Regions from separate parts of the Homo sapiens genome. Here region 2 is linked to region 1. Evidence: chromatin loops called from intact Hi-C (ENCODE). Cell type or tissue: MCF 10A. All regions are shown on one strand. Links, peaks and the distances in the headings refer to the core of each region. The heading gives the core; the rest is flanking DNA. Region 1 has its middle 28 kb from the start of LACTB. Region 2 overlaps C2CD4A (C2 calcium dependent domain containing 4A).

What was found. Peaks named below come from ENCODE experiments on the same cell type or tissue, not always from the same donor. Only the 100,000 strongest peaks of a DNase experiment are listed, where the experiment ranks them.
Region 2: a loop joins it to region 1, with 8 times the contacts of the local background. A loop is called at or near these places in 2 of 110 quality-filtered maps.

What each region holds. Positions count from the first base shown.
Region 1 is chr15:63,090,812-63,096,199 of GRCh38, forward strand. No RefSeq gene overlaps it. Among named protein-coding and RNA genes, the nearest start is that of LACTB, 28 kb to the right of the region's middle. RefSeq lists an enhancer at 1-3,331. In MCF 10A, for the core only: a CTCF peak has its summit at 2,959 (motif pointing left); a DNase peak (open chromatin) is centred at 2,950.
Region 2 is chr15:62,069,230-62,074,617 of GRCh38, forward strand. It overlaps C2CD4A (C2 calcium dependent domain containing 4A), which reads left to right. Exons shown (of 2, transcript NM_207322.3): 2 at 1-1,688. Among named protein-coding and RNA genes, the nearest start is that of C2CD4A, 4.9 kb to the left of the region's middle. In MCF 10A, for the core only: a CTCF peak has its summit at 2,667 (motif pointing left); no DNase peak of the experiment used is centred there.

The sequences.
Region 1 (5,388 bases), core at 271-5,270:
ATTATTTTCTTTAATGATTTTACTCTTACACTTGAGAAAAGGGAGGAGGAAAAAATTGCGTTCTCCAGACACCTCTTGCCCCCTCGTTCTTTGTCTTTGATCCTGTTCCCAAGCTTACGCCATTACACGCCCTCCCTGTCATGCCCAGCTGTGTGCCCTCCCTGCCCGGCCCTCCCCAGCCAGGTTTCTTTGGCTGTGAGGCAGCAAAGGTGCCCAGCAGACACCCCTTCTGCCCTCTCTCAGGCTGCGTTCAGAGCTGGGAGCAGAGAGGCCAGACGGAGGAGGATGCCACCCAGCCTGGCCGCACAGGGCCCAAGGTGACTGGGAGGACCCCGGCTTCCCTCTCACCCCACCCCAGGGGCTCCGGGCAAATGACCTCAGCCTGAAGCAGCCAGTGAGGAGGCGTTTGTAGGGCCACTGGGGTTTGCCAGCTCCTCACTGGCAGATGACCTGGGGGAAGCAGTTTAATAGGTGTGTGTGCCCTTCTATCATGCGTGTCAGTGACCAGAAAGGCAGAGACCAAAGAGCAAAGGTGAGTAGTGACCCTCTACCAGCGAGCAGGCATGGCCCTCCTTCCCTGAGACCCGTCCCCAGCCTTCCTACTCCCTCCATGACAGAGCACACACATGGCCACTGTGGTTTTCATAATAATGAACTCATAAAGAACTAAAATTCACCTAGCACTTTCCGGCTCCCAGAGAGCATTTCCATTTTATTTGATAGTGACAGTGATGCTGGGAACAAAGCAGGACAGACATCAGCACTGTCCCCATGTAATCAGTGACAACACGGTTCCAGGGTGCACTGGCTTGGCCAGTGTTCCGTGGCTAAGATGTGGACAAGCCCAGTGACATTCAAACCTGGGTCTTCTGACTCCAAGACCCATAGTGAGCGGGCTTCAACCCTAAGAACCAACAGGGAAGCACCAGCTCTCACTGAGGAGCCAACCAGGCAATGAGTGTGGATTTGGAGTTGGGATGCACACATGGTGAGTAGCCGTGACCCTAGAATCAGAATATCTGTCTCAAGAAGCTTTTGGGGCTCTTAAAATGCTGACATCATGTAAAGTCATTGACCTTCGGGGGGAAAGATCATTTTATTTATGGCAAGATTCAATGCACTCATTCATTCATGTGTTAATTAATTCAACAAGCACATACATTGAGCACTACTCCATGTTAATAGATGCGAGCCAATTTGCCAAAAAATCAGTGCACCCAAAGACCCAATCTGCTGAATCATTAATTCACTCAATTTAATCCATTTGTCAAATGATTAGTTCACTGATTTTTCCAAATTTACTTGTTGTAGTTGTAACAGCTTGAACAGTAATGTTTTAACAGTGAAAATGTTGGCCAAACAAAAATCTGTAGAAATTCATGTTTTGCAAGTGAAACCCTACCTTCTGGGCAGAATTCCAGCCTTGAACTATATGATAAGATTGTCTTAGGTACCTCTGGTTTCTTTACATGCTTTTGAATGTAAGTGTATATTTTCAAACTTGAAACACTTGAAATATTTTTTCATCAGTTTCTCAAAAGACATTTAATCCTTAACTTGATTGAGGAAGTGTGGAGAAGTAGCTACACAGAAGAACCTGGCCCTGGAGGCAGCCCTGCCTGGTGTGTGAGCCCAGCTCTGCCCCTGTCTTAGCTTTGGCACCTTGGTCGAGTGACTTACACATATGTGATGGGAGCTCGGCCATATCACTTACAAATACTAGGGGAAAAAAACACATCATAGTAATAACAAGGTTATTTCTAGGTGGTGGATTGTAAGTAAATTTACTTGCCTTTTTAAATACTTTGTATTTATTTATTTATTTTGAGATGGAGTCTCGCTTTGTCGCCAGGCTGGAGTGCAGTGGCGCGATCTCAGCTCGCTGCAACCTCCACCTCGCGGGTTCAAGCGATTTTCCTGCCTCAGCCTCCCGAGTAGCTGGGATTACAGGCATGCGCCACCACACCTGGCTAATTTTTGTATTTTTAGTAGAGATGGGGTTTCACCATGTTGGCCAGGCTGGTCTCGAACTCCTGACCTCAGGCGATCCGCCTGCCTCGGCCTCCCAAAGTGCTGGGATTACCGGCATGAGCCACCGTGCCTGTCTAAATACTTTTTGATGTTTTAAAACATCCCTTGAATAATTTTAAGTGTTCACTATGGAAGAGGAACCACACCAGATGGCTTCATATATATTGTTTTAAACCATGTATGTTGTTTTAAACTTCATGTATGTTGTCATAAACCCACAAGATAGGTAATATTATCACTCATTTAGAAAGAAACTGAGGCTCCAAAGCATTAAGTAACTTGCACAAATCCCACAACTCTAATGAGCCTGACTTCCAATCTGTCTGACTTCAAAGCTCGTGCTAATTTGTACTTTCTCTGGCTCAACCGGTGTCCGCCTCTATTATATTAAATGGGTGTAATATTTGCATCTTAAAATATGGTGGGAGGATGGAATGAAATGATAGGTATGAAAGTCCACTGCAAACGATAAAGCCTTCAACAAAGAATATTAATAATAGGTAACGTACACATAGTGTGCGCCCAGTACTGGGCTGTTCCAAGGGCTTTGTAGATATCACATTCCCTTAATCATCTCAGTGATCCTGAGAGGCAGATGGCCATTATCCCCATTTTACAGAAAGGATATTGAAGAACAGAGAAGCTAAGTAACACGCCAGAGTCACACCACCACACATTATACCAGTTACCCAGATGGGAGCCTTTCAATTATAAATGACTCCCAAGTCACCTGTTTCCCAATATTCTCCCCAATTCCTTCCCCAGGGATACACTGTACCTTACTAGGTGGCAGGTAGTACACCTGGCTCAGCAGGAGGTCAGAGATGAAAGGTCAGGCATTAGGTTCAGGGCTCCATGGTATTGCATGGACCTTGCTTTCCGGGGACTGCCTGGGACAACCACGCACTCCAAAGACACTGCTGCCACCTGCTGTTCACATATTCTCCACCCAATGGCTTCTCCCCAGCACCTGCATGCGTGAGCCTCTCAACAGCATTACCGTCTTTCCCAGACCCATTCTGCAGCCTGGGTAAAAGAATTTAAACTTTTGCTCAATTTCAAATGCAAGAAGAGTAAACCCTTAGAAACAGAAGAGTTTGAATAAGGGAGCTGAGACACACTCCTGAGCAGTGTGACCTCGGGGCCCTCAGCCTCTTTAAGTCTGTTTCCTCATTTGTAAAATGAAGACACCATAATAATATGTGCTTCATGCAATTGTTTTTAAAATAAGATTTTTTTCCAATCTACAATTTACTTTCCTATCAGAAAAAAATGCTAAATATGTAAAGGGCAAGGCAGGATGGGACACAATTAAACATCCTAAATACCTACAATCATCTCTGTTTACATTATTGTTTTTAACAAATCTTTAACTTTTTTATTAATAAGGCATCTTGATTTATATTTTGCTACTGATTTTGAGCTCATCAAAGTAAATTCTGTCATTCTATTTGCATTTTATTGAGTACCTGAACCAGAAATGTGAAATGGGGAAAGGGTTACCTGATTTTTTTTTTTAATGAAAAAAGATTTCATAATTAAAATGGTCCCTTCCATCTGAGATTCTCAGAATATTCCCAAGATTCTGGTTCACAAGTTTCACATCACTTCTTTCAGGCAAATGGGCAACCTAAAACTGAGAAAATTGAAGTGGGCTTTTGCCACTTAAGTTCCCTTGGGAACTGACACAAATAGCAAAGCTAAGAGGCCTGGCTCCCGCTACACAGCTATAAACATCACACCAGATTCTGTTTGCCTGAAAACTCCTTCTGACTGAGTCTAGATGCCAGTTGTTAGATGATAGTCAATTTGCATGTTGCCAATCTAATATTCCTGGATCCTTAACTTATGTTGCTGGTTTAGAAGTTCAGTAAAACTGAAACTGTATTAGTAAGTTCCAGCAAGAATGTGTAAACTATTTCAGTAGTATCCACTCTGCTGCATACCATAGACCTGGATGTCATGGTTTAAAGGGGCAGATCTAGCTGCTCTCAACCTCTAAAGGGGAGGCTGAGTGCCAAATCACTCTCCTACGTCCTTGGTATGGACAAAAGAGTAAATGAAGATACTATCAGCTACCTGGATTTATCTTTCTGGTGACAAAACTTTTCCCTCTAAAAAAGTAGCCCTTGAAAACTGTCTTTCCTTTGTGGAAATAAAAATAGCATTTTAAAAGAGACAGCATTTGATACCTATTAAATTGGTAAAATTTTATAATAAATTGCTCAATGCTGGAATGTTAGCAATGAGATCAAATATGTTAATGGCATTAAAATTTGTGGGATCCTTTTGGAAAGCAATAGAAATATATTTGCAAGAACTCTAAAGAGTTTTTAAGCTTTGAGCTAATAATTCTATCCTGGAGACTTTGGTTTTCAACAAAGGCAAAAAGCTATATTTAAGAAGCCACTTGTCGTAGCATTATTTTTATTTTTTGAAACAGCGTTTTGCTCGTTGCCCAGGCTGGAGTGCAATGGTGCAATCTCGGCATACTGCAACCTCCACCTCCCAGGTTCAAACAATTCTCCTGCCTCAGCCTCCCAAGTAGCTGGGATTACAGGTGTGTGACACCAGGCCCGGCTAATTTTGTATTTTTAGTAGAGATGGGGTTTCACTATATTGGTCAGGCTGGTCTCCAACTCCTGATCTCAGGTGTTCCGCCCACCTCGGCCTCCCAAAGTGCCGGGATTACAGGTGTGAGCCACCGTGCCTGGCCCGTTTGTTGTAGCATTATTAATAGTAGAAAAAGAAAAACCTGGCGACAACCTATATCTTCACCCAAAAGGAATCATGATTAATTCAGTTGATGGAATATTATTTCACCATTAAAATGATAAACACGGAGGCTAGGTAGAAATGTAGATGCCTATCAAAGTATAATCACAAAAAGAAGAAAAAGGAAATGTGGAGAAATGCATAAGTGAAAAAGGGGCAGAAAACCAAAATGATATGTACATTGTAACTACAGCCCTCTTAAGTGCTTATGGATGCCAACTAGGCTGTAATGGGCAAAAACACAGAGCTGTGTTAAGATGGTAGAATTCTGGATGATTTCTCTTTATTTCCAAATTCCCTTAATGTGTTTACATTATAAAAAGAAAACTGGCCTTTCAGGGTGTAGATATTCTGAGTTAACCTAGTTACTCTACAGAGTACCTCTTTCTCCAATGGGGAGACAGCCATGATCTATTTGGAAAAGCCAGTGATTTCTCATTCTATCGTAGTAAGTTGCAAAATAAATTCATCAAGCACTACAATGATCAAATATGATATACTGCAATTGGAAGAAGCAGGGCAGAAAAATATCCTCTATTAAAGAATCTTGTGCTCCTAAATCTTCAGTATGTTGATCTGGGT
Region 2 (5,388 bases), core at 75-5,074, 1.0 Mb before region 1:
TATCTCACTGGAAAAGCATTGGAGAAAATGAAACCATTTTAATATTCTAAGCTTAAATAATAGTTATAATAGGCTAGGTGTGGCGGCTCACGCCTGTAATCCTGGCACTTTGGGAGGCCGAGGCGGGCAGATGGCTTGAGCCCAGGAATTTGAGACCAGGCTGGGCAACATGGGAAGACCGCGTCTCCATAAAAAATACAAAATTTAGCCGGACGTGGTGGCACGCACCTGTAGTTCCAGCTACTCTGGGGCTGAGGCGCAAGGATCACTTGAGCCTGGGAGGTCAAGGCTGCAGTGAGCCGAGATCGTGCCACTGCACTCCAACCTGGGCAACCGGAGTGAGACCCTGTCTGCAAATAATAATAATAATAATAAATAGTTTTACAAGCGTTAATTTATGTTTTAACCCCCAAAAGGAGGCACTGCTATGCCCATTTTACAGATGAGGATATTGAGGCACAGAATAAAGAGCAGAGCCAGAATTTGAACCTAGACAATCAGCATTTCACTCATTACTCTTATGTAGGTAATACCACAGTGTCTAAAGGGCTCGCTATTAAAGTTGCGAGTATTGTGCAACTTCTCTCTGAAACTGTTGACACTGAAGTTCGTGTCTACTTGTATTCCTCATCCTGCTTTTGGTGAAAAAACAAATTGCTTGAAATGAATAATTTATTATCTCATGCTAATAACTTCAGGCATTGAGATGAGCTGATGGGTCTAAAGCTCTGAGGAGGAAGCTAACCGGCCTCAGAATCATAGAAATGGGTGCCAGCCTTGTTGTAACCAGGTGAGTTTATCTGCTGGAACAGGCAGTGGAGAGTGTACAGATAGCATGGTTTTACCTCTGGCTTCTGATAATAATTCCAGATTTAACAATCCTGTTTTAGAGGACGATTTTCCCTCATCCCTTGAATTCACTGCCAGCAGGGCATTTTTTTCTTTTTTTTATGCAAATAGGAAAATGCATCCTAAATGAGGGTTTAAAAAATTGAAAATATTTAAATATACAGGATGGTGTTAAATATGACTCCATTATCAATCTGGATTCAGAAATGGTTTCTGCTTTATTTTATTTCATTTTATCTTTTAGAAACAAGGCGTCACTCTGTCACCCAGGCTGGAGTGCAGTGGTGTGATCATAGCTCACTGCAGCCTCTACCTCCTGACACAAGCTGTCATCCCGCTTTGGCTTCTCAAAGTGCTAGGATTATAGGCGTGAGCCACCATGCCCGACCAGTTTCTGCTTTTATTAAAATTGTTCACAGTTTTATACATTCATGTTCATTAAAAATGCTATTTAGAAAAGAGTTTGATAAAATAAATATTATACAAAATTCGAAGAAAAAAGAAAAGAGTTTCTGTTTCAGTCACAAATTAGGGTTATTGTGATGTGTATTTATGATGACCATTGAACAAATGTGAAGAATACTGTGAATTCTATGACTTTATCAAAATCAGCCACATCCAGGAGCTTGCAGTTGTTGACCAAATGAATGATGACATAGAGTAGTTCAGATCTATCATGTGCTCTTCTATCTAATCAGTCAATATTTCCTTGGCCCTCAAGCCAACATTCATTTTTTATGTATAACCTTCTTCATGATTTTGAAATTTTGATAGGGTAACTGCTAATGAGTTCACAAATGTAGCACTTTAAAAGGAAAATAAATGGAGAGTGAAAACAACTTGGCTACGTATAATTGTGGGTTTTAATTTTTCTGTTTTTAAAATAAAAAATGGCATTGATAGTTTCAATAGCCCAAGTTTTTATTCCAGAAGATGTTGCAATAACTGTTGTCACTAGATTATATACATGTCATTTTATTAAGTAGATTTTTTTTCGTGAAAGTAAATCAGTGCATTTGAGGGATCTAAATTTTTTATGAAATAGTGGTGGTGATTTCCAAACAGAATCACCATTAATGGCAAGTTATGGTTGATCAAATAACCTGAGTCTAATCAAAAAGGTTTTAAAGGGGCTGAGATAGAATCATAAATGATAAAATCATAAAATTTTAGAGTTGAAAAGAACTTTAATAATCATTTTGTGCCGGGTGCGGTGGCTCATGCCTGTAATCCCAGCACTTTGGGAGGCCGAGGCAGGCCGATCACAAGGTCAAGAGTTTGAGACCAGCCTGACCAACATAGTGAAACCCTGTCTCTACTAAAAATGCAAAAAAATTAGCCGGGTGTGGTGGTGCACACCTGTAATCCCAGCTACTCGGGAGGCTGAAGCAGGAGAATCACTTGAACCCAGGAGGTGGAGGTTGCAGTGAGCCAAGATCGCGCCACTGCACCCCAGCCTGGACAACAAAGCGAAACTGTCTCAATAAATAAATAAACAAATAAATAAGTAAATATTTAAAAATAATCATTTTGTGCAAATCTATATCATAGAAGTGGACCAGAGAAGCAAATTTTAGATTGCCCCAAATCACACAGTCAGTAAAAAGAGCTGAGACTAGAACCAATTTGATTTTCATTTTGCTCTTCAATCTAATGGCTCTTTGACTACTAATTCCAGGAAAAGAGAAACACTGTACATCACTAATCTAATCTAATGTTTTTGCATTCAAGAAATCTTACTTGCAATACAAATGTTTGGGATAACATTAGCCTTTCTGGGGCAAATTTAAATTTCATTTACACTTTACTGCCCTCTAGTGGATCCCTCAAGTGTTTTGTCAATTGGCTCTACCCCTATTATTAGATATTAGACCATTTCAACTAAAGGTCAATCTAATGCCAGGACCCTATTTTCTTGAAGACCTTTGCTAATATTAGATTGTAGTGAAGATTCACATTGCAAAGTAACTTAATACACCTATCTGAGAGCACAAGGTGGCAAAAATATTTTAGATTTAAATAAAGAGGGGAAAACTTTTTCCTTTAATAATGAAGTTGGGAGTGTGTGGCAATAGCATGTTGGTTACAGAAAACTGCTTTTAATAGTTCTCATGTTTCTTCTCATCAAGCTTTAGTACTCACATCTTCTCCATAAATGATATGGCATGATCTTGCTTCTTTGTGGTTTAAATATCTTTTCTTTGAACATATTCAAAGAAAAGCCCTACACAATAAACAGAATATGCCGGTTTAAATAGCATCAGTTGAGTAAAAATTTTAACACTGCATTGTCAGCTGGTTTTACAAAGATAATGTATTCTAACCTAAAATGCTAGCTTCAGTATGGCTCAAATATTCCCAGATGATAATTTCTTTGAATCTGATTTTCTTTTATACACACCTCAACAATTCACATTCTCCCCATATCCATCCCCAGCACTTAGTTTAACCATGGCATTTAAGAAACTGTTCTGCCTCCAGGCTTTTGAGTTCACAGAAAAAACAGATGCACGACAGCCCATGGTGTTTTGAAACCCAAGTTTTACTATTCTGTACATTCACGTAGCAAAATCCCATCAAATTAATGTCATAGACATTATAAGCCCATAATAAAATTCTTAGCTAAGAATTCTCCATAGCCCTACTGATTCTGCCTTCTATTACTGTAGATTAGTTCAATCTGTAGAATTTTATATACATGGAAAAATTAAGTATATATTCTTTTTGGGGGAATCTGGCTCCTTTCACTCAGCATTATTGAGATATATCCATGTTGTTGCCTATATCAATAGTTCATTCTTTATATTGCTGACTGGATGACTATCAAATGTCTAAACCCCAATTATTTTATCCCTTTATCTGTAACTGTTTTCCTTGCACTCATTATTTGTTTCTTTTTTCCCTTCTCCTCTTTTTCTGATTTCTCTGGTTTTAATTGAACATTTCATAGGATTTTACTTTATCCTCTTTCTTAGCATATCAATCATAGTTCTTTTTAAAATTTCTTTAGTGTTTGCCCTAGTGTTTGCATTATGCATTTGCAAGTAATCTAAATCCCTTTCAACTAACACTATACCAAGCTTGTCCAATCTGCAGTCCGTGGACGGCATGCGGCCCAGGATGGCTTTGAATACGGCCCAACACAAATTTGTAAACTTTCTTAAAACATTATACGATTTTTTTTTTGCTTTTTTTTTTTAGCTCATCAGCTATTGTTAGTATATTTTTTGTGGGGCCCAAGACATTCTTCTTCTAATGTGGCCCATGTCAAAAGATTGGGTACCCCTGCACTATATACTGCTTCATGGGCAGGTAGCTATATTATAATAGGGTATTCCCAATTCCTCCCTCCCTTCCCTTAACACATTGTAATTTATTTAATTTATCTGTTCTTTGGTGTCTGTCATTCATTTGGAAAAACTTTCATCCATTTTTACTTCATTTGCTTCATTCTCTCTTTCTTTTCCTCTCAATCACTCATATGTTACATCTTTTGGAATCATCACACAGTCTTGGATATTCTGCTCTTTTTTTTTCTCTTTGCATTGCAGTTTGGGAAATTTCTATGGACATGTCTCCAAGTTCATTGGTTATTTCCTTGGCCATGTCCAATCTATTAATGAAGCCATTTTAAATTTTCAACATTTCCTTTTGATTCATTTTTTAGGTTTTCCTGTCTCTGTTTACATTGCCCACATGTTCTTGCATGTTGTCTGCTTTTCCCATTCTAGCCCTCAACGTATTAATTATAGTTATTTTAAATTCCTGGTCGGACAGTTCTAAAACCTGTGTCGTATCTGAGTCTGGTTCTCTTGCTTTGTCTCTTCAGATCGTTTTTATCTTGTCTCCTAGTGTGCCTTATTGAAAGCTGGGCATGAATAATCAGATACTAGGAACTGAGGTAAATAGTGTGAGGCTTTATGTTTATCTGGAGGAGTTATGCTGTGGTTGCTCTTTGCTATAGCTGTAAGTATCTGCGGCCAGTTTCCCTTAATGTCCATGTTTTTATCTCCTCTGCTGTCTTGAGTATCCCTAAGAGCACCTTCTTACATAAAGCATCTGCCTTGAAACTCTTTCAGCTGTTATCCACTGATGTCCTGACCCCTGTTGATATGGTGGTAAATGTTGGGAAAGGAAAGCAGTCTATAACTCTATGATTAAATCTCAGTCTACTAGTGGACCATTGTCCTTGGGTTGAGACCTTCACAAATGTTTCTTAGCCTTTTTTCTCCAGGTGAGATGGGAAGGCTAGCAGGGCTCAAGTTGAGGAATTGCCCCTCTCCTAAGCTCATAAGACTCTGGTAAGGTCCTTTTCTCAAGAAGAGTAGATTTTTGTTATGGAAAAATGCTTTGAGAGTATTTCAAAATGATTACTGCTAAGTTTTCTCTTAGCTCTTCACCATGAGAACCTGGTGGGGCTTCTGGGAATAACCCATGAAAGTGCGCCACCTACAACACCCTTCCCCCAACCCCAAGACTGTGGATCGCAGGAGTATCTCATGCTCACATTAGTCCATACTCAGCCTCCAGGAATTTGTC